Regions from separate parts of the Homo sapiens genome. Here region 1 is linked to region 2. The links are chromatin loops, found by intact Hi-C in ENCODE. Cell type or tissue: IMR-90. All regions are shown on one strand. Each heading gives the region's core, and the rest is flanking DNA. Links, peaks and the distances in the headings are about the cores only. Region 1 has its middle 8.7 kb from the start of CD82. Region 2 overlaps LOC105376652 (a long non-coding RNA gene).

Region 1 (11,007 bases), core at 1,488-9,487, 550 kb before region 2:
TCAAACTCCTGACCTCAAGTGATCTGCCCACCTTGGCCTCCCAAAGTGCTGGGATTATAGTCATGGGCCACCGTGCCCAGCCAATTTTGTGGAATTTATGTCTCCAAATATTTTTATTGTGTGGTTGGTTGAATCCATGAATGCAGAACCCACAGATATGGATAGAGGGCTGACTGTCAGCAACAATAACAGTAGTAGTAGCAGCAACAGTAATAACAGCAGTGGTGGTGATTAGAACTGTAGCAGGAGCAGCAGCAACAATATTTCTTAGAGGGCATCATTTCCTCTTGGGATTCTGACCTGACAGTCCATGGACTGAGAGTCATTCCATGGGTGGGAATAGTGATGGCAAAGCTACTGTTGTTGGTAATGAAGATGCTGATAATAATTGTGATGACGATGATGAAGATGGCAGTGATGATGTCGATGATGTCATTCATGATGACTTTGGTTAATGCAGTGATGATGGGGATGATGATGATGATGGTGATGATGACAAACACAATAGAGATGGTCTTGGTGATTGTGAAGGTGGTGATAGTGGATTGTAATGGTAGTGGTGAGAATGATGATGGTGTTGGTGGTGACGCTGATGACATTGATGGTGACATTGATGATGGTGACAATGGTGGTGGTGGTGGTGATAGTGATGATGCTGCCAAAGTTAACTTCTGTCTTATGTTAATATTTAGTTTGGTGGGCCCAGCTGAGAATGCAGTTGAAATCCTGTCTCCTGTCTTTGTTGCTCGTTCTCCTCAATATTTGGCTGCTACCTTGAGGTCTAATATGGCTGCTTCAACTCTAACCATCACATCTCCATTCTAGCCAGTGGGAATTCAGAGAAGACAGGGAGGGGGGGAGCAAAAGGCAGCCTCTTGTTCTTTTTTTTTTTTTTTCATTCTAGCTATATTTTCATGGGTTTTGTGTGTGTTTTTTTTAAATTTTTTATTTCCATAGGTTTGGGGGGAACAAGTGGTATTTGTAACTTACATGAGTAAGTTATTTAGTGATGACTTGTGAGAGTTTGATGAACCCATCACCTGAACCTCTTGTCCTTTTAAGGGCATAACCTGGAAATTATTGAAATAGAGCTCAGATAAAACTTTCTTTTAAATACTGCAGTCATGGATAAAGTTTATCATATGGCCCAGTGACCTGATACCTAAGGACCCCAGCAAGCAAATTCCTCTTAGACCCAGGATAAAGGTGAGCTCTCCTGGTGAACTAGAACGTTTTCTTTTTTCTAGCTCTTTCTTCATTTCTTCTTCCTTCACTGCCAGCAAAGTGCTTGGGCTCCAGAAACAGCCTGCAGGCTTCCTGACTGGGCTGGTGATAAAAGGGCCACACTGGGATCTGGGACTGGCACCATAGACTTGGGGCCCTAATAAGGGATAGGAAAGCCTTCTAGCAGAATGGAAGGGAGAGATCTTGGCAGATAGCAAATGTTGGGTCTGCTTCTTAAAACACATTCCTAGTGGGCCAATATTAACATGTGATGTCACTGTTTGAAATACTAGTGCTATGGTTTGGACGTGCATCCCCTGTAAGATTCATGTTGAAACTTAATCCCCACTGTGGTGGTAGTAAGAGGTAGTAATCACTTCTTTTTGAAAAGTGACTAAATCATGAGGGCTCCATCCTCATGCATGGATTAGTACCTTATAAAAGGACTGGAGGGAACCAGCTTAGCCCTTCTTGCACTTCCATCCCTTCTGCCATGTGAGGGCACCTAAATGGCACCATCTATGAGGAGCAGGTCTTTGCCAGACACTGAATCCACCAGGGCTTGGTTTTGGACTTCCCAGCCTCTAGAACCATGAGAAATCTATTTATATTATTTAGAAATTATGCAGTCCCAGGTATTTTGCTATAGCAGTACAAGTGGACTAAGTCACCTCGTTAAGACAATGGAACAAGGAATCACAAAGACATTTTCTAACTTTGGCTCTAGCACAAACTGTTTTACAGCCTTAGGTAATCCTCTGATTCTGACTTTTCTCTTTTTTCCTCACATGGTGGAGAGAGAGGAAGAGCTCCAGTGTCTTTTCTTATGAACACACGAATCCTATCAGATCAGGTCCCCATCTTTACCACCTCACTTAACATTAGTTCCTTCCTTAGAGGCCCCATCTCCAAAAACAGCCACACTAAAGGTTAGAGTTTTAATATGTGAATATTAGAGGGGACATAAGCATTTAGGACATAATACTAACCTATCCAAACATCCCAATCGATTTATCCAATATCATACAAACATACACAGTATTACAATCCACTGAGGACTTCTGCATAATAGAGAGCATCTGAAACACCAATCGCCTAATTACCCAACCCTCAATGGAGTCATTAGTGGGTTTGTGTGTCTGCCGGCTTAGGAACTCTTTGGTGGATGATGGTTTTTTGTCTACCACTTAATCTGTTTCTCTAGGTTTTTAGAAAACACCTGTTGTGCTCAGGAAATGTGGTGGTGTATTCCAGAACCAACAACACTTTTATAACCATTCTTTACTTTCTTATTCATGAAAAAAATATGCACAGTATGCAGAGTCACACAAGGGCCAAATGGAGGCTCACGAGTGCATTTCTTTCATTGCTGAATATTTCTATGAGTGCTTAAATTTCCCAGGTCTCCTGGCTCATCTGCTTCCTCCACAGGCTCTTCCTCTTTCTTAGGCAACAGTTACACCTAATAATGAGAATGAGCCTATGGTAGGCCAGGCACAGTGGCTCACGCCTGTAACCCCAGCATTTTGGAAGGCCGAGGCAGGCGGATCACTTGAGGTCAGGAGTTTGAGACCAGCCTGGCCAACATGGTGAAACCCCGTCTCTACTAAAAATACAAAAATTAGCCGGGTGTGGTGATGGGTACCTGTAATCCCAGCTACTCAGGAGGCTGAGGCAGGAGAATAGCTTGAACCCCAGAGGTGGAGGTTGCAGTGAGTCAAGATTGTGTCATTGCACTCTAGCCTGGGCAACAGAGTGAGACTGTCTCAAAAAAAAAAAAAAAAAAGAGAAAAGAGAATGAGCCTATAGTGGTGGTTACACACTACACCGTGAACATTGGATGCAGACCTCCCGGAAGAACTACTGAGATACAACTTAGAGTCACGTGTCTTCTTGCAGTATCCACCCACAGCCCAAATGGTCTAGCCTCCATTTTTGTGTGAAATCATTAGAGCAGGCTTTCTGTTCATGAGTCAGTGCTATGGTCTGAATGTTTGTGTCCCCTGAAATTCATATGTTGAAACCTACTCCCCAATGCAATGGTATTAAGAGATAGGGCTTTTGGGAGATAATTTGGTCATGAAGGTTTCACCTCTGTGCATGGGAGCAGCACCCTTTTAAAAGAGGCCCAAGGAGCTTGTTAGCCCTTTCAGTCATGTGAGGATGTAGCTAGAAGGTGCCATCTTGGAAGCAAAGAGTGGGCCCTCACCAGATGCCAATCTGCTGGTACCTCAGTCTTGGACTTCCCACACTCCAGAACCATGAGAAATAAATTTCTACTGTTAATAAATTGCCCAGTCTAAAGTATTTTGTTACAGCTACTTGAACACACTAAAAGTAAATTTTGGGTAAATATTTTTTCAAATCATGATGGCAAATATGTACATATTTTTATTTACATATAAGTTATATATAATATGTTATAAATATTATATATAATAGGTATCCAAATATATATTCAAGAGGGCAAAGGCATTGACTGCTATATCCTCAGTGCTAGAATATCATCCAGGACACAGGAGGCACTCAATAAATAATTTGTGAAATGCAGAAGTGAAATACAGTTGAATGAGAGCTACTATGAAGCATGATTTGTGGCATTCAGTGTCTTTGTAACTGATGTACCTGGTAGCTCTGCTCCCCAGAATCCAGCTATCAGTGCTAGAGGAACTGGTATGGGTTTTCCTTTTCTCCAATGAGTCCCTTCCCATCCCTGTAAGATTAGACAGCCCCGCCCATTGTCATGTGACTGGCAACAACTCCCTCTGGGAGGACACTTCTCTGCCCATGATATGGAGCTCAGCTTCATAACTTGCCTTAACAAATGGCATGTAGGCAGAATGACAGATACCACATCTAAGCAGGAGCTTTGAGAGCCACCAAGCGGCTTGACCACTGCTTCTTCTTTTCTGTCCCATGAGAAGACCCTAAATAGGGACGGATTTTCCATCTTGGATCTGGGAATAACAAAGACACATGAAGCAGAGTCTCACGTGACCCACAGCAATCTTTAGCGGCCATGTAACATAAGTGGGGAATAGGGCCTTTGTTGATATAAATCAATGAGATTTGGGGAGTTCTTTGTTACTGCAGTATAACCTCACAGAAGCTGTGACTCTCCAGCCAACCCCAGCCCCATGCTCAACAATTCAGGGGACTTTGCAAGAGCCATTAAATAAAATTTTTCTGCAAAAACAACTAGATTTCACTTGCCATGCTTATAACTAATACCTACTGTGTTTAATGTTATTTCATCATGATTATTAAATGCGGTGACTTTAGGCCAGCTGTCTCATTGGCTTGTAAATCCCACGCCTCAAAAGTGTCCTTATCTGAGCTGGGTGGGTGTCTGCAGTTGAAACTTGGCGTAGAGACCTAATTCCATGTCTGCCCTCACCTGGCCCTGCAGCCAGGGGGATTAAACTGAGACCATGAGGAATGGGGCAGCCCCTATTCCCCTGCCTCCAAGTCTTTCATCTCCAAGCCCCCAACTTTTTTTTTTTTTTTTTTTCTGAGACAGAGTCTCACTCTGTCACCCAGGCTGGAGTGCAGTGGTATGATCTCGGCTCACTGAAACCTCTGTCTGCAAGATTCAAGCGATTCTCCTGCCTCAGCCTCCCAAGTAGCTGAGATTACAGGCACCTATGACCACGCCAAGCTAATTTTTGTATTTTCACTAAGGACGGCGTTTCACCATGTTGGCCAGGCTGGTCTTGAACTCCTGACTTCAGGTGATCTGCCCTCCTCAGCCTCCCGAAGTGCTGGGATTGTGATTATGGGCGTGAGGCACCGTGCCAGCTGATTTTTTTTTTTTTTTTTTTTTGAGACGGAGTTTTGCTCTGTCTCTTGGGCTGGAGCGCAGTGGGGTGATCTCGGCTCACTGCAACCTCCACCTCCTGGGTTCAAGCAATTCTCCTGCCTCAGCCTCCCGAGTAGCTGGGATTACAGGCTCATGCCACCACACCCGGCTAATTTTTGTATTTTTAGTACAGACAGGGTTTCACCATGTTGCCCAGGCTGGTCTTGAACTCCTGACCTCAGGTGATCTGCCCGCCTCAACCTCGCAAAATGCTGGGGTTACAGGCATGAGCCATTGCGCCCGGCCTTCAAGCCGCTCTTAATTGGCTGCACTGAGCGCTGTGGTGGACACCAGAGGGCGATAAATGCTCATTTTGGAGAAAAGAGTGATGAGGTTTTTGGTTTTATTTATTTTTTTCTCCTCTTTCTCTTCATTTCTGTTGGTAAAAGGAATGACTTGGACACAACTAACTAGTGCATCTCATAGCCCTAAAGTAGCAAATATTGTATGTGCATTGCCTGCAGCGTAAGCAGTGAGGAAACAAACCCAGAGAGGTGAAGGTCACATGTGCCCAAAGTCACATGTTGGAAAGTTACCAGAGCAAGGACTTGAGCTAAACCATGTCTCACAGAGGAGGGCAGTGCAAACATGGCAGTTTTCACAGGGATCATCCTGGAAAGTGGTGTCCCTGTCTTCCCGCTAAGGTCTGTGTGGCCCTGCCAGCTACTCAGAATGCTCTCAATATGAACATGAATTCAGCCAGTATTGCTCCCCGGATTGCAAACTCAGTTCCCCATGGGAACCAGGCAGGTCACAAAAATGAGGGAAGCAGGCTAGATGAGCCATAGGCACAGTGGGGACTGTAGCCAGCTGGAGGTCATATGTCGCAAATAAAGAGGTCAGCCACAACTCAGGTCCATCCGCTGTGGCCCCGTTGGAAGGCACAGCAGGAGGCTCAGATGTCCCTATCCCTATACATCTAAAAATCAACATAAAATTCCCCAATTTTTAAATGCTGGCCACAAATTCAAAACTTTTTCAACTCAACTAAGCCTTGGCCTTCTCAACTGTATAAGGGAGAGAACGTCTACACCATCAGCTTCTTGGGCCACAGGTGTGTTCTTTTAGATCTCAGGCCTGATTCAGGGAAAGATCTCCCCACTGATATAGTGCAGCTCCACCGAAGAACAGCTGTGAGAGTTCCCCTTTCTGCAGCACCTCCTCATCCATCTCAGGGGCTTATGAGTGCAGGCATACATTGCTTTTTATTACGCTTTACAGATAACGTGTTTTTTACAAATTGAAGGTTTGTGGCAACTGAACTGAGCAAATTTGTCCGTGCCATTTTTCCAACAGTATGCACTCACTTTTTGTCAGAATTTTGGATCAATTTTTTTTTTTTTTGAGACTGAATCTCTCGCCCTGTTTCCCAGAGTGCAGTGGTGTGATCTCGGTTCACTGCAACCTCTATCTCCTGGGTTCAACCAATTCTCGTGCCTCAGCCTCCTGAGTAGTTGGGATTACAGGCGCCCGCCACCATACCCAGCTAATTTTTGTATTTTTAGTAGAGACAGAGTTTCATCATGTTGGCCAGGCTAGTCTCATACTCCACACCTCAGGTAATCCATCCACCTCGGCCTCCCAAAGTGCTGGGATTACAGGCATGAGCCTCCACACCTGGCCAGGATCAACAGTTTTTAAGTAAGGTATGCACATTTTTTAGACATGCTATTGCATACTTAATAGACTATGGTGGAGGGTAAACATAACTTTTACATGCATTAGGAAACCAAAAAAATTTGTGTGTCTCACTTTATTGCAATATTCGCTTCAGTGTGGTGGTTGGGAAAGGAACCTGCAACAGCTCCAAGGTGTGCTTCTATCTGGAGACTGAAAAAGCGCTGCCCAGAGTAGTCCCCTTTCTTCTGCTTTGCTCTTCCAAAAATCCCTCCCTAAAGGCGTGGCCGATGGTCTCCAATGTGATCCGCTGGGGTTCAAGGAGAAAATAATAGGACTGCTTTCTGTTTATTTTATAGATATATATATACAATATTTTAAATAATTATCATTTAAAATTTTTGTTTTTTGGCCAGGCGCAGTGACTCACACCTGTGATCCCAGCATTATGGGAGGCCGAGGTGGGTGGATTGCCTGAGGTCAGGAATTCAAGACCAGCCTGGCCAGCATGGTGAAACCCCGTCTCTACTAAAAATACAAAAAAATTAGCTGGGCGTGAGTGAAACACACCTGTAATCCCAGTTACTTGGGAGGCTGAGGCAGGAGAATTGCTCCAACCCAGGAGGCAGAGGTTGCAATGAGCCAAGATTGTACCACTGCACTCCAGCCTGGGCGACAGAGTGAGAATCTGTCTCAAAAATAATAATAATAATAATAATAATAAATAAAATAAAATATTTGTCTTTGTGCATAGTTCATATTATGCAAAATGGCTAATAAAATAGTACATACATATCTATTATAAACAAATGACATATATTGGGATGTATATAACCCTACCATGGGTTTAAGCTGATGCCTAAAAAGAAAAATAAACGGGTAGAACAGGGAATTTGGGGAGGGGGGGACATGATTTAATAGTTTCAAAGACTTACCCAAGTGCCACAGTTGTAAGATAAATATAAATAAGCTTTAGAATATGTAAAGTGCTACGCAAATGCTAGTTATCAAATTAGTTAAATATATTTAAATTAGTTATTTTACAGCTTACTTTTAAAACGGTGGCTGCCATTATTAGTGTCGTAGTTGCTATGGCAACATGGCAATGTACAGGGGCTAAAAGCCCCCTGAAGAGTAACCCCTGGACCTTCAGATGTAGTAGGCGGCAGGGCAGGATTTGAGCAGGGGCCTCACTGATCTTTCTGAAATGACTGAGACAGGAACAAATCAATGGCTCAGTGTCTTCTGTGGGAACTCAGCCCCTGTCCTCAGCTACAACCCAGCTATAATGGGCTTAGAGTTCCAATCCCCTTTAAGTGCTTTGGAGAAAAAAATAAAGGTCGGTGGTCCTGCTGAGCCCATTCAAATGCAGGAATGACTGTGTTCAGGAATAGAGAAATGGAAACAGAAAGTGTGGGAAAGTGCTATTAACCACTTCCTGGCCTGAGACTCGGCAAGAGGACAGAGGATAGGGCGGGGTTATGCCAAGCAAGTGCTGGAGCCCAGCTTTCTGGGGCCAGCCTTCTTTCTGTAAGCAGGAAGCAGGGTCCCTTCAAGGCCCTGGGGAACCTCCTTGATCCAGTGCGAGCTTTTGCGATTCAGTGTTGGGCGCTCACTGGGTCCCAACTTGGGCCTTTCCCCTAGGGCTCAATTTCAGGAACTGAAAATTGGGTTAGCTATATATAAGCTGCAACTTCACTTTCCTCCATCACTTGTTAGTTGTATGACTTTAGCATCTGAGTGCTCCATTTCCACATCTTGGGAATGGGCCTCATAATAGTATGTGCCTCACTGGGTTGTTGCTATCAGGATTAAATGAGTGCAATTTTTAAGTTTGTAACTTTAAGGAAACAGTGCAGGTTTAGGGAGGGAAGTGCTAACTCTATTCTGAGGACTCTTGAAGAAAGATCTTAAGACATCCACTTACTAGGCCAGGCGCGGTGGCTCACGCCTGTAATCCCAGGATTATGGGAGGCCGAGGTGGGTGGATCACGAGGTCAGGAGATCGAGGTCATCCTGGCTAACATGGTGAAACCCAGTCTTTACTAAAAACACAAAAAAATTAGCTGGGCGTGGTGGCACACACCTGTAGTTCCAGCTACTCACAAGGCTGAGGCAGGAGAATCACTTGAACCTGGGAGGCAGAGGTTGCAGTGAGCCGAGGTCGCACGACCACACTCCAGCCTGAGCAACAGAGTGAGACTCCATCTAAAAAAAAAACAAAAAAAAGACATCCAGCTACTCAAGACCAGTTGTCCACTGCTGAACTTCTTATTCATTTGTGCACAAATGCTTGTGTGATACATACTGTATACCATTTTTTAAAACAATCAATTGAGTTTGAACTCTCAGCTCCCATCAGAGAAACCCTCCTCCAGTCATTCTGAGGACTCGCTTGGGGCAGATTGTATTTTTCACAGATGGCTGCAACAATATCTCCTTTCTTGAAAACTCTTCTAGAATTTTGTTACCCCCTGGTTAAGAAAGAGACTATGTACCCTGCTCTTGAACCAGGGCCTTGGTGACTGCTTCTACTAATAGGATGCAAAGGAAGTGATCCTATATGACTTCTAAGGCTAGGTCACAAAATGCCATGCACTTCTAAGTGAGTCTTTGTTCTTCAAAACCGGCAGCCAAATTATGAAGAAGCTCAAGCAACCTGTGGAGCAGCCTCATGGAGAGGACCAAAGGCCTCCACAGCTCTGGCTGACCTCCCAGCTGGCAGCAAGTGCCAACTTGCTAGGTGTGTGAGTACACCATCTTGAAAATGGATCCCCAACCTCCAATTGAACCACCTGACATTGCGTAGAGCAGAGATAAGCCGTTGCTGCTGAGCCCACCCCAAACTGCAGATTTATGGGCAAAATAAATGAGTGGGATGGTTTGTTACATAACAGTAGGAAACAGATACCCGCACTCATTCTCTTTACCTTCCTCCACCAGAGATGTGCAAAAGTCTTGGGGCCTTAACCTAGGCCCAGACACTAACAGGGAACTGGCCCCCATGTTCTTGCCTACAAGTTCTTTGAAGTCTCCTGCTCAGCTGTTCATCTTCCACCTTTGGGGTGGGGGAATCTTCTGAGAGCCTGGCAATCCTATAGCCATACCTCTCTGAGGTCTTGCCACACCACCGTCTTCCCCATCTCCAAGTTGGCCATGGATATCTTCTCTCAAGGCTTTCTAGGGTGGTTCTTCTCACCCCTTTTCCCACCTCCAGAACTCCTGGCTCCACCTCTAGAATGGACTAGAGGTAGAGTCTCACTAGAAGTGTCTGCGCTTTCTGCCTGGCAAAATGCCCAAGGTGAGTCATGACAAAGCTTGCCTTCTGCTGGAAGAGAGGGGATAGGGACAATGCTGAGGGAGCCAACCCAATGTGATATTTCAGTGAATGACTCTGCTATGGTTTGAATGTATTGGAAACTGAATCCCCAAATTCATATGTTGATGGTATTTGGGGGTAGGGCCTTTGGGAGGATTAGATAAGGTCATCAGGATGGGGCCCTCATGATGAGGACTGGTAGCTTTATAATAGGATGAAGAGAGACCTGCGGTGGCATGCCCTTGCCCTCTCACCATGTGATGAGTCAGTAAGAAGGCTTTCACCAGATGTAGCCTCTCAACCTTGGAATTCCCAGGCTGCAGAACTATACAAAATAAAATTCTTTTATCGATTACCCAGCCTATGGTATTGTGTTATAGCAACAGAAAATGGACTAAGTTAGACTCAGATGCACATCTACTCAACAACTGTCCCTTAAGCTTCCAGGCATGTGCTAGAAGCTGGGGAGACAAGGCCAAATGGCAATGTCACCATAGACCTGGACAAGAGGGCACCTGTGGCCACCCAGAGCCCACACCTGACCTTGATCATGCTTTGGGTGTTTAAAAACCTAGACTGCCTATCCAGCCCAAGCCAGTTTTTTTGTTTTGTTTTGTTTTGTTTTGTTTTGTTTTGTTTTGTTTTTTGAGACAGGGTCTTGCTCTGTTGCCCAGCTGGAGTGCAGTGGTGCAATCTCAGCTTACCGCAACCTCCGCCTCCCTGGCTCAAGCGATCCTCCCACCTCAGCCTCCCGAGTAGCTGGGACCACAGGCACACGCCACCACACCCAGCTAATTTTTGTAGTTTTTGTAGAGACAGGGTTTCATCCTGTTGCCCAGGCTGGTCTTGAGCCCCTGAGCTCTTTAATCCTCCTGCCTCAGCCTCCCAAAGGGCTGGGATTTCAGGTGTGAGCCACTGTGCTCAGCCCCCCAGCCAGTTTTAAGGTTTACAAAGCTGCCTGCCCAGGTCCATCCTCCTGAGGGTACAT
Region 2 (11,007 bases), core at 1,739-9,738:
TTAAGGTTCAAATCAAGGATATTTCCTGCAGCTAAATAGAAAGCACCTTTACCTTCATCCTGTATGCAGCCCCCCATACCTCCAACTTCAGCATCCTGGTGACTTAATGCATCAATAGCTCACAAGTTTGAAGATTCCCCTGCTCTCCTGAGTCCTCTCCCTTACTGGCCATGTGACCTTAAACAAGTCCTTCACCTGGCTGAGCCTCAATTTCCTTGTATGTAAACTGAAGGCACTGGACTAGGTTCCCTTCCAGTCTGAAATTCACAGGCTTCTCTATCAAGTAAAGTCTGAGGAATAGTAGCTACCAAACGTGAGCATTTGTTACATGCCGGCAGAATTGCCAGCACATTTACCTACATTGTCTAATTTTGTCCTCACCACAATCCTGTGGGAAAGCTTTCATCCCTCCCATTTAACAGGTGAGGAAATTGAAGCTCAGGGGTGGAACAAATCACTCAAGATCACACAGGGGTAATGGGATTCAAACTCAAGTGTCGCTCAGATGCTCAGACCATTGAACTCTACTGCACACATAGAATCAGAATTTATTTTCACTACCATTTTTTCTGGCCAGGCTTTTCCTGTTTAGCTTGTCCTTGAGGACGGAGCTATTGGGACACATCCAGGGCTTAGGACCACCTGTAGGTGAGACAAGCAGGCTACGGAAAGCATGGAGCCGCCTTGTTGGCAACTGGGGCCACAGGCTGTGTTCCACTCTCTTCAGTCCACATCTCTGGGTGATACACTCATGTTTGGAGGTGCCTGCAGTGGCAGGAGGAAGTGGGGAGTGGGGAATATGACAGTTCTCCAAGGAATTTGGAAGGCAGGGGAAAGAGCTGCACAGGCACCGTCACGTCATTGGCAAAGGTGCCAAAGAAATGTCAGAACAAAATGTGCTGGCTGGGATTGGAGATGAAAAATCCATTCGTGGCTGCCCTGAAGCAAATCCCTTCACTCCCCAACTACCATCTCAGAAGGAGGAATTAGTCACGTGACAGAGCTCTTCAGCACCATGGACAGTGCCCTAGCGGCACCTTCAGGGAACCCACCCAGGCCTCAGAGTATCAGGCCCAGTGACTAGCACCACAGCTGATGGAGGGGATGGCCTCGTTCCCCTCATCCCCAGGGACTTATCATCTGGGGCCAGGAAGAAGACTGACATGCAAGGAAAACTCACACAGTGCTGGGTGTTCCTGTGTGCTAAGGAAGGACCCTCTGGCCAATGTTGGCCTTGACATCCATTCCTGCATTTGGCCATCATTGAGCAGGGGATGTGTACCTGACTCTGCACCAGACACCAGGGAAGGAAGAGCACAGATGAATGGAGACTGTGCTTGCTCTTGAAAAGCTTGGACTTAGTCGGGGAGACTGGAAACCAATCATTACGAGATAGAGGTTGGCATGAGATGAGGTCAGTGAGGTTGCTACTAATGCTAGTTCCACTTTACAGGTGGGAAACCAGGCCAGGTGACTTGCCCAGGCTCGCACAGCTATGAGGAGGCAGAGCTGGGATTTGCATCCATGTGGTCAGGTCCCAGGATCCATGATTTTAACCACTACCATGACTATGGGGTGGTGGTGGGGAACAATTCAATTAAGTCTAGAAAGGGGCAATGGAGAATTCCTGGAAGGAGTGACACCTGGGTTGTATTTTCCCAGGTGAGGAAGTTGGGGGAGGTCAGAAAGAATAGCACTGTGAAGCCTGAGAAAGGTAGTGCTCCATAGTGGGTATGGGAAAGGGCCACACAGAGGATGTGGGAACAGGAAGGCGGGCGAAGGTGAGGCTAGAAGACCCCCAAGGGTGGGCTCCTGAGGAGTGTTGTACTAAGCAAGGGAGTTTGAGCTGGATTCTGCAGCTCTAAAGAGTCAATGGAGTGTTTCAAGCAACAAAAGAAGGTAATCAGATTCTGGAAAATGGCTGATAGTGTATTGAAGTGGACTGGAGAGGGATCATTGGCAGGAGGGATGTCTAGCCAGAGGGCTACTGCAGGAAGCCAGCTGAGGGAGGGAGGGAAGGCTAGACTGGGGCAGGGGCAGTGGAGCAGCAGGAATGGCACGCGATGCCTGATGGCCTTGAGATTAAGATCACAGGCTCTGGGCCGGGTGTGGTGGCTCACGCCTGTAATCCTAGCACTTTGGGAGGCTGAGGTGGGCAGATTGCCTGAGCTCAGGAATTCGAGAGCAGCCTGGACAACACAGTGAAACGCTGTCTCTACTAAAGATACAAAAAAATTAGGTGTGGTGATGTGTGCCTGTAGTTCCGGCTACTCCAGAGGCTGAGGCAGGAGAATTGCTTGAACTCGGGAGGCGGAGGTTGCAGTGAGCCAAGATCGTGCCACTGCACTCCAGCCTGGGTAACAGAGTGAGACTCCATCTTAAAAAAAAAAAAAAAAAAAAAAAAATCACAGGCTCTGGCCCCACATCTCCTGGGTCCACAGCCAAGACCAGGAGTGAGGAAGCACCTGCCTTACACTGCCTTTTTTTTTTACTTTTTTTATTTTTAATTTCTGTGGCTACATAGCAGGTGCGTATATGTATGGGGCACATGAGATGTTCTGATACAGGCATGCAATGCGCCATAATCACATCATGGAGAGTGGGGTATCCATCCCCTCAAGCATTTATTCTTTGTGTTATAAACAATCCAATTACAGTGTTTTCATTATTTTAAACTGTACAATTAAGTTATTACTTACTGTAGTCACCCTGTTGTGCTATCAAATAGTAGGTCTTATGCATTCTTTCTAGCTTAGACTGCCAATTCTGAAGCTCATGCACTTTACTTGTGAGCTCTTCAGCCTGTCTCAGGACCCAGTTACTCTTACTTCACCCGCTGTTCTGACAGAGCTGTAGGTCTGACTCTCAAATTCACAGCAGATTAGAAGTAGAAAGTTTTATGGGATGGGAGAAGAATTGAGAGGCAGGTGCAGTGACAGCAGGGAGGGATGCTAGCTAATGTCGGGAAACCAAAGATTTTTTATTTTTTTTAAGCATCATAAAATGGCATCATTTGGCAGATTCTGAATGCATCAACACATCCTACATCAATTACACTATGTAATAAAGTCGGGAACTCTATCACATTTCTAAAAATATTTCCATCCAAGGGCTAAAATGAAATTTGAAAGTTTGAGTAATTAAGAGCAATCCCTCAGCCATACTGATTCGCTAATTGTCCTTAAAATCCGAGTGACTGAGACCTCTTTGTACCTTTCAGAACCTTGTCCTATCCATCAGAGTGATGGGGTGATCCTCACACTCACCCCAGGAGAAAAAAATAGGCAGAGGGGCCACCCCATGTCATAGGTGAAGAAACTCATGCTCAGCCTTTCACAGCCTACACAAATGGCTCTTCATTTTCAGAGTCAAGCTGGGAGCCCAGATGTCCTGATTGGCAGCCCTGAACTCCCAGTCCTTCTGTCTGTCTGCTGCTTCTTTCCTCCCTCCCCTTCTCAAGCCATACCCACCCACTGGTGCTCATCATCATCTGCTGCTGCTGATTGGCTGGTGAGATCACCCTGAGCAGCAGCCCTCTCCTCCATAGGTCCGTGGTATGTTGACATCAGAGAGGTTATTTGCATACCCATCAGCCAGTCAACAGCTTCCCATCCTCAACCGGGCAGTTCCTTTCTTTATGGAACTGAGGCTTCTCACTGGGACTGAGCTCATAAGCCACAACAGAAGCCGCCTTTTATTGAACACTTATTATGGGCCAGGCCTGTGCTATATATTTTGCATATTTTCTCTCATTGGATGTGCACAATAACCAGCTTGAGGTAGGAACTGGGTTAGTCCCACTTCTCAGAGAAGAAACTTACAAAGTTTAAGTATTTGCCCAGGGTCATGCAGACAATAAGTAGCAGAGATGGAATCTGCACCCAGGGATATCTAATCCAAATGCTGTATTCTTAACCAGCTCCAGAGTCTTCCAACAGAGGGACAAGTATTGTGGCTTTGTGTGTGTGTGTTGGAAGTGGGGGGGTGGGGATTAATAGGACTTTAGCCAGGGAAAGCAGCTTCTCCCTTTCCCCACACTTCTTGCACCCTAGTCACCTTACTGGGCTGAGAGGTGTGTCTGTTCCATGAGAGGAGAGAGCTAAGGAGAACTTCCAGTTAGGGAGGGGGTGCTGTCAGGCTGCAGAGCAGAGACTTGCCCAGTCCTCAGACCTGGGAGGTCTCCTTCAAGTGTCAAAAGAAGGTATTTGGCCGGTCATGGGCTCACGCCTGTAATCCCAACACTTTGGGAGGCCGAGGTGGGCAGATCACGAGGTCAGGAGATCGAGACCATCCTGGCCAACATGGTGAAACCCTGTCTCTACTTAAAATACAAAAATTAGCTGGGCATGGTGGTCTGCACCTGTAGTCCCAGCCACTCAGGAGGCTGAGGCAGGATAATTGCTTGAACCCAGGAGGCTGAGGTTGCAGTGAGGTGAGATTGCACTACTGCACTGCAGCCTGGGTGACAGAGCAACACTCTGTCTCAAAAAAAAAAAAAAGAAGAAGAAGAAGAAGAAGAAGAAGAAGAAGGCGTTCAGGGCTCAGAGCTAGAGGCTGAGCAGAGGAAGAAGAAGGCGTTCAGGGCTCAGAGCTGGAGGCTGAGCGGAGGAAGAAGAAGGCGTTCAGGGCTCAGAGCTGGAGGCTGAGCGGAGGAAGAAGAAGGCGTTCAGGGCTCAGAGCTGGAGGCTGAGCGGAGGAAGAAGAAGGCGTTCAGGGCTCAGAGCTGGAGGCTGAGCGGAGGAAGAAGAAGGCGTTCAGGGCTCAGAGCTGGAGGCTGAGCGGAGGAAGAAGAAGGCGTTCAGGGCTCAGAGCTGGAGGCTGAGCGGAGGAAGAAGAAGGCGTTCAGGGCTCAGAGCTGGAGGCTGAGCGGAGGAAGAAGAAGGCGTTCAGGGCTCAGAGCTGGAGGCTGAGCGGAGGAAGAAGAAGGCGTTCAGGGCTCAGAGCTGGAGGCTGAGCGGAGGAAGAAGAAGGCGTTCAGGGCTCAGAGCTGGAGGCTGAGCGGAGGAAGAAGAAGGCGTTCAGGGCTCAGAGCTGGAGGCTGAGCGGAGGAAGAAGAAGGCGTTCAGGGCTCAGAGCTGGAGGCTGAGCGGAGGAAGAAGAAGGCGTTCAGGGCTCAGAGCTGGAGGCTGAGCGGAGGAAGAAGAAGGCGTTCAGGGCTCAGAGCTGGAGGCTGAGCGGAGGAAGAAGAAGGCGTTCAGGGCTCAGAGCTGGAGGCTGAGCAGAGTCACAGGCTCTTTGCCGAAAGCCTGTGTGACCTGGGCCGATGTGTGTTTAATGATCCCCAAAGGCTCTTCCTGTCTTAGTTTCTGGAAAGCTGGCTTTCCCGGGGAGATGCTAGCTGGACACAGATGAGGAAAGACTAAAGTTCAGCCTTGCAGCACTCCCTGGGGCCGGCATGAGGGGAAGCACCCCAGCTGGGGCCCCAACACTGCCCTCTGCAATCCAGCCACTCCCAGGAAGGGAGTAGAAGAGCAATAACGTCTTCTGTGGGAGCCTCCTTCACACCGTGCCACAGCCTCCTTCCCCCATACCACCCCAGTCCATTAGGTCCAGCCCCCCTTGCACCGTGCCACAGCCTCCTTCCCCCCTGCCATCCCAGTCCATTAGGTCCAGATGACCTGTGACACACACCCTGGGCCCCCAGCCCTGTGCTGGCCGCCCTGGTGGATGCTGGAAACGCCAGGCGAGCCTCTGGCCACAGAAGGTGGTGCCTGGCCCATTGCACAGGGGCAGCCAAGGTAATCAGTTCAATGCCAGAGCAGTCAGGGAAGGCTTCCTGGGAATGGCAGCAATTGGGCTGGGCTTGCCAAGCTGATTAGTGTGAACTGGTCGACCGAGGAAGGGAGAGCAGGCCTGATGTACAGAAGAGCAGATGCAGAGAGACAGGCAGGACTGTTTACCCTGGAGGGGGAAGGCCCACTCACTGTGTGGGCAGGAAGCTGACTCAGAGTGTGATGAGAGTAACAGAGAACCCAAGTCTCTCTACTCCCAGCCCAGTGCTCATATAATCGTGAGCCCTAGCCTTGCATTTTCATTCTCTTGTCTGGTCATCACTGGACAGTTGCCTCTGCCATGTCTACTGGACAGGACTCAGGATGGTCACCAGCAGCTTTCCCCTGCATCCCTCCCCAAAGCCCAGAAACCCTGACCACCCCGCCGGGCCTGCCTCCTCCCCGGCCTTGGAGCCCAACCTGGACTCTGCAGTTGGTCCTTTGGCGCCATCTGATGGTAGACATATGAAACTACAGCAAATGGGGGGACTGGTGAAGGAGGAAAAGTTGGAGGAGGAAGAGGAGGAAGATGAGAGGGAGATGAGGAAAGAGGAAGAGGAAATAACTTGTATAGCCTATATGGATCACCATGTGCTTTGGTAGAGACAGAAAAATCTAGGCCCTACCGTTTTGCAGCTTTGTGACTTTGAGCAGTTCACAGTTCCTCCCTGAGCCTCAGTTTCCCCATCTGTAAAACCAGGAAAAATAACCCAAACTTAAGTGTTAACCTTTGGCAGGGTATTGACCAAGAGGGAGCTTGAGGGGGCCTTTGAGGGTGTCAGAAATACTTCTGTCTTGATGGTCACACGGTTTTAAAAAGTCATTGAGTTGTACACAAAGTTTGTGTACTTTACTGTATATATAATATATACATTATATGTAATACTATATATAGTATATATAATATAAACATATAATATATAACATATATATTATATATAAATTATATATATAAAAATTATACCTCAACAAGAAAGGAAGCAATAACACTAATCTACCTTTAACGGTGAAAACCAAGAGAAATCATGTAAGAAAGGGGCTTAGCTCAGGGCCTGGCACCAAGTCAGGATGCATTGAGGGCGATGGTTATCCCTGCTGTCACTCAGCACTTTCAAATATAGCTGTGCTTTATTTTGCAATGACCCTGTAAGTTGACTTACTTTTTATAGCTGAGGGATTGAGGCTTGGTGAAAACTTGCTCTAGATGATCTAATTCCGTGCCCTAGACTTTTTCGCCTGGGCATAGCCCTCAAGCTAGGATAGGCTGAGCAGGGCCCAGGGCAACAGAGCTGTGTGGACAGGCTAGCCCTCAAGGGCCACTGCACCTGGCAAAGCACAAGACCAAAATGTTGTCCACTTGTTCCCAGGAGACCTGGCTCTTCCAGGTGATGAGGCACCAGAGGAACTTCTCTCAAGAAAGCAGGCATCAGCTGGCCAGAAGGAGTAAGGGCAGAAGAAGGCAGCAGGGCAGCACAGGGCACAGGGCTGGACAGGCAGATCTGGGTCTGAATTCAGGATCCTCTGGATGAAAGGGGGCAAGCTGCTTCTCATCCATGGGGGTCGGGTTTCTCATCTGCAAAATGGGGACGAGGACACGTGCCCTTCCTGCTGCTCAAGGTTGCTGTGATAGCTGAGTGAGACCATGGAGTGAAGACTCTGGTCCTCCTACTGACCTTACAGGATGGGCAAGAGCCTCTCCATTTTGCAGATGAGGAAACTGAGGCACAGACACTTCAGACCCCACCCAGCTATGACCCATCTCCCACCTGGGACCTCAGCCCCAAGGTGACTCATGGCAGAAACACAGCCCAGGGAAGAGGAACAAAGGTTTTGGGGGGAGGTGGCCTAAAACCTGCCCAGAAACCTCAGTGCTGCAGATGACACAGAACCACCAATACGGCTAAAGGGACTGGGTGGGGCACTTTAGAAAAGCAATAGGAATATCATCCCAGCCCTGAGGTTAATTCAGATCGGGGACCCAGAGTTGGGTTCTCGATGCCTTGTGATGTCCAAGCAGCTTCCCAGGCCTCCTTCCTTCACGGAGCTCCTGGGACCATCTCCTCCTCCTGCATCCTGGACAGGGGTCATGTAATTCCACCCCATTCCCATCACGGGGCCAGTGGCCCCATGTCTTAGTCTGCTTGGGCAGCTATAACAAAAATACCATAATCTAGGTGGTTTACAAAGAGCAAACATGTATTTCTTATAGTTCTGGGAGCTGGGAAGTCCAAGATCAAGGTGCCCCAGATTTGGTGTCTGGTGAAGACCCACTTTCTCATGTACAGATGGCACTTCTTGCTGTATCTTCACAGAGTATAAGTGATGAAAGAGCTCCCTCAGACCTATTTAATAAGGGCACTAATCCCAGTCAACTGTCCTCATGGCCTAATTGCCTCCTCAATGCCCCACCTCCTAATACCATCACATCGGTGATTAGGTTTCAATGTGGGAATTTGAGGAGTACACATTCAGACCATAGCACCCCATGACCTACCTAAGGCCACCCAACTGGTCATAGCCACCAGGTGCTGCAAAAGCCTTGAGCTCATCTAGTGAGAACCCTCATCTATCAGAGAGGGAAAGGGCTTGTCTGAGGCTGCACAGCAGAGCTGGGACTGGAAGCCAGACCTCTGCACACCAGGCCTCGAGGGGAACCACAGGTGCTCAGGCCTTCTGAAAGCCACCTCATCACTGTGAGAGGGCCTCAGCCTCCACTGCTACAGCTGACTCTGCAGCCCCTCCCTCCAGCCGTGGTGACAGCAGAGCCATGGAAGCAGCTGGGCCTCCCAGTCCAGGCCCCTCTGGGATTGCCCTTCCCAACAGCTTGGCATGGCCCTGGCCCGCCACCTGGTGGCCACAACAACAATTGCCAGGACGTAGCCTCAGGCTCTGATCCCACCTCCCTCTCCCTGGGGGCAGCCTCTGCTACAAGGCAGTGGAGGAGCCCATGGCTCTTCCCAGAAGCCCTCTGCTCTAGTGGGCAGCATTTCTGAGACCCCTACAAAGTGCTTGGTGCTAAGCCCCAGGGCCACAGAGGCCTCTCCAGGGGTGAGGGTCACACATCTCTGAGACCATGAAGTCAGGCTGGACCGACCCTTCTAACATGATTTCCTTTAGGCAACAAAGAGTTCCTGGCACCGAGAAGGCTTTTACTTTGCAAACTCAAATGTGCAAGAAATCATCCGTTTTCACATTTGCTTTCAAATTTTCTCTCCAGTTCCTCCTCCTGGGCTCACCCACGCCTGAACTTCCCCCACCTGAGAGAGCACAGATGACAGCAAGTGTCCGTGGCCCCAGAGGGAAGGAAAGGGCCTCTGGGGTCACTGCAGTCCCTCTGGCCTCAAGCCCAGGCTGGCCATGTCTGTAGAGGTAGGAGGTCCCAAGCTCCTGCGCTTCCAGGGGCTCAGCAGTTTACACCCCGTTGGCAGCCCCAGCTTAAGGTGCAGGCTCCCTCGCAAGCCACACAGCCGTTCTCGTTGGAGGCCCTGCCACCTCTTGGGGTGCAGGGATTGGTTTCCTGTCACCCATGGGTCCCACCACCCTCAGGGCCCTTTATAGGCTGGGGTGATTTTTGCTTTCTTTGCTGGTTCTCTCACGAGCTAGATGTTCTAGTTATACTGCTATGCTACAAACCACCCCAAAATTGAGCACATAAGACAGCCATTTTATTATAGCCATGGATTCTGTGGGTCAGAAATTTGGAAAGGGCATCATGGAGACAGTTTACCTCTGCCCATAATGCCTGAGGCGCCGGCTGGAAGATTAAGGCTGGGGTGACTTGACGGTGGTGGCAGGAACCCTCTGGTGGGCATCCTCACGTGCAGGTCTGAGGCCGACACGGGCTGCCACCTGGGACACTGACCCATCTGCTCCACTCCACGTGGTCTGTGAGTTCTTTTTAGCACAGCAACTGGGTTCTAAGAGTGGATGTCGCAGGAGAGCAAGGCAGAAATGCGTGGCATTTTCTAGATCTAGCCTGGGAAGTTACAGAGCATCTTCTGCCATACTCTACTGGTCAAGGCAGTCACAAAAGTCTATGAATCAGAGATGTGGGGTGGAGTTGGGCTCAGATTGAGCACTGAGTGAAAAAGCTTCACTGCAAACAGGGATACCCCCAGAACAAAGTCCAGGCTTTGTGGGGAGGAGAAATGAAGCAGATCTGCTAAAGCCAAAAGATGGAGAACTGCTTCTGTCTGTGAGTGGGGTGGGTTGGCCAGCAATACCTGGGCTTCACAGGTCAGTATGGGGCTGGCTGAAGGCACCCACCTGGTGTTTAGGGGGCCCAGGGGCCTCCATAGAGCAAGATAAGTGCCACGTTAGCACACCAGGGTCACCAGGCAGCCAGGACAGGTGACTATCTCAGGGTCTGATGGAAGCTCAAAGTCCAGATGCTCTGCTCAGCCCACTCCCGGGCTCCACACTGGTCTCCACCATCTGTGTGACCTGGGCTGATGACATCTTCGAACTCCACTTTCTCACCTGCAAAACGGGGCTAATTATAGTTCAATGAGTCATAGCCCATTTCAGGGGCAAGTTCTAAATCAGTAAGGCAAAAATTAGGTACACACAAAACGACCCTTGAGAACCTCTTATGCTCCCCACCAGCATGGATACACATGGTTTTGTGTATACAGTTGTGAAGAGTAAGTCTAATGAATGTCAAATGTGGACAACTGATGAAGCAGAACAGAGGGTGGATGGGGTGCAGTGGGAAAGCCAAGAGGGAGGTCTGGACTTCTGTGCCATCTGCCTTTAAGGAAATGCCCATCTCTAGTTGAGTGGGGGACAGGGCAGGGGTAGGGGTGGGGTTCCTCTAAGCCTGTCAGGTTTGCTGACTGGCTTTTCCGTGTTGCTTTCACACCAATCCTCTGTAGTGTTAAATGAACTGATAGATTTGCGTGGCATTGTACAAATTAAACTAGTTAATATACATAAAGGCTCCAGCACAGTTCCTGGCATATAATAAGTGCTCAATAAATGTGGGTTGGATTTTTTTTTTTTTTTGTGAGACAGAGTCTCGCTCTGTCACCCAGGCTGGAGTGCAGTGGTGAGAGCTCAACTCATCGCAACCTCCAACTCCAGGGTACAAGTGATTCTCATGTCTCAGCCTCCCAAGTAGCTGGGACTACAGGTCTACACCACCATGCCTGGCTAACTTATTTTGTGTGTGTATTTTGTATTTTTAGTAGAGACAGGGTCTCACCATGTTGACTAGGCTGGTCTCAAACTCCTGGCC

The links. Hi-C counts contacts between places; a loop is a spot of excess contacts. Peaks named below come from ENCODE experiments on the same cell type or tissue, not always from the same donor. Only the 100,000 strongest peaks of a DNase experiment are listed, where the experiment ranks them.
Region 1: it touches region 2 in a loop (4-fold over the local background); 15 of 110 quality-filtered maps call a loop at or near these places.

The regions. Positions count from the first base shown.
Region 1 is chr11:44,551,455-44,562,461 of GRCh38, forward strand. No RefSeq gene overlaps it. Among named protein-coding and RNA genes, the nearest start is that of CD82, 8.7 kb to the right of the region's middle. RefSeq lists a silencer at 5,251-5,300 and enhancers at 7,709-8,345, 10,381-10,882, 10,883-11,007. In IMR-90, for the core only: a CTCF peak has its summit at 5,385 (motif pointing right); a DNase peak (open chromatin) is centred at 5,377.
Region 2 is chr11:45,097,071-45,108,077 of GRCh38, forward strand. LOC105376652 (a long non-coding RNA gene) reads right to left here. Exons shown (of 6, transcript XR_931241.3): 5 at 10,038-10,250; 6 at 9,415-9,688. It also overlaps a transcript of PRDM11 not described here. Among named protein-coding and RNA genes, the nearest start is that of PRDM11, 44 kb to the right of the region's middle. RefSeq lists enhancers at 4,113-4,653, 4,654-5,192 and silencers at 5,988-6,282, 8,630-8,719. In IMR-90, for the core only: CTCF peaks have their summits at 6,221 (motif pointing left) and 8,613 (motif pointing left); DNase peaks (open chromatin) are centred at 5,921, 6,191 and 8,591; H3K27ac peaks cover 489 bases; H3K27me3 peaks cover 889 bases.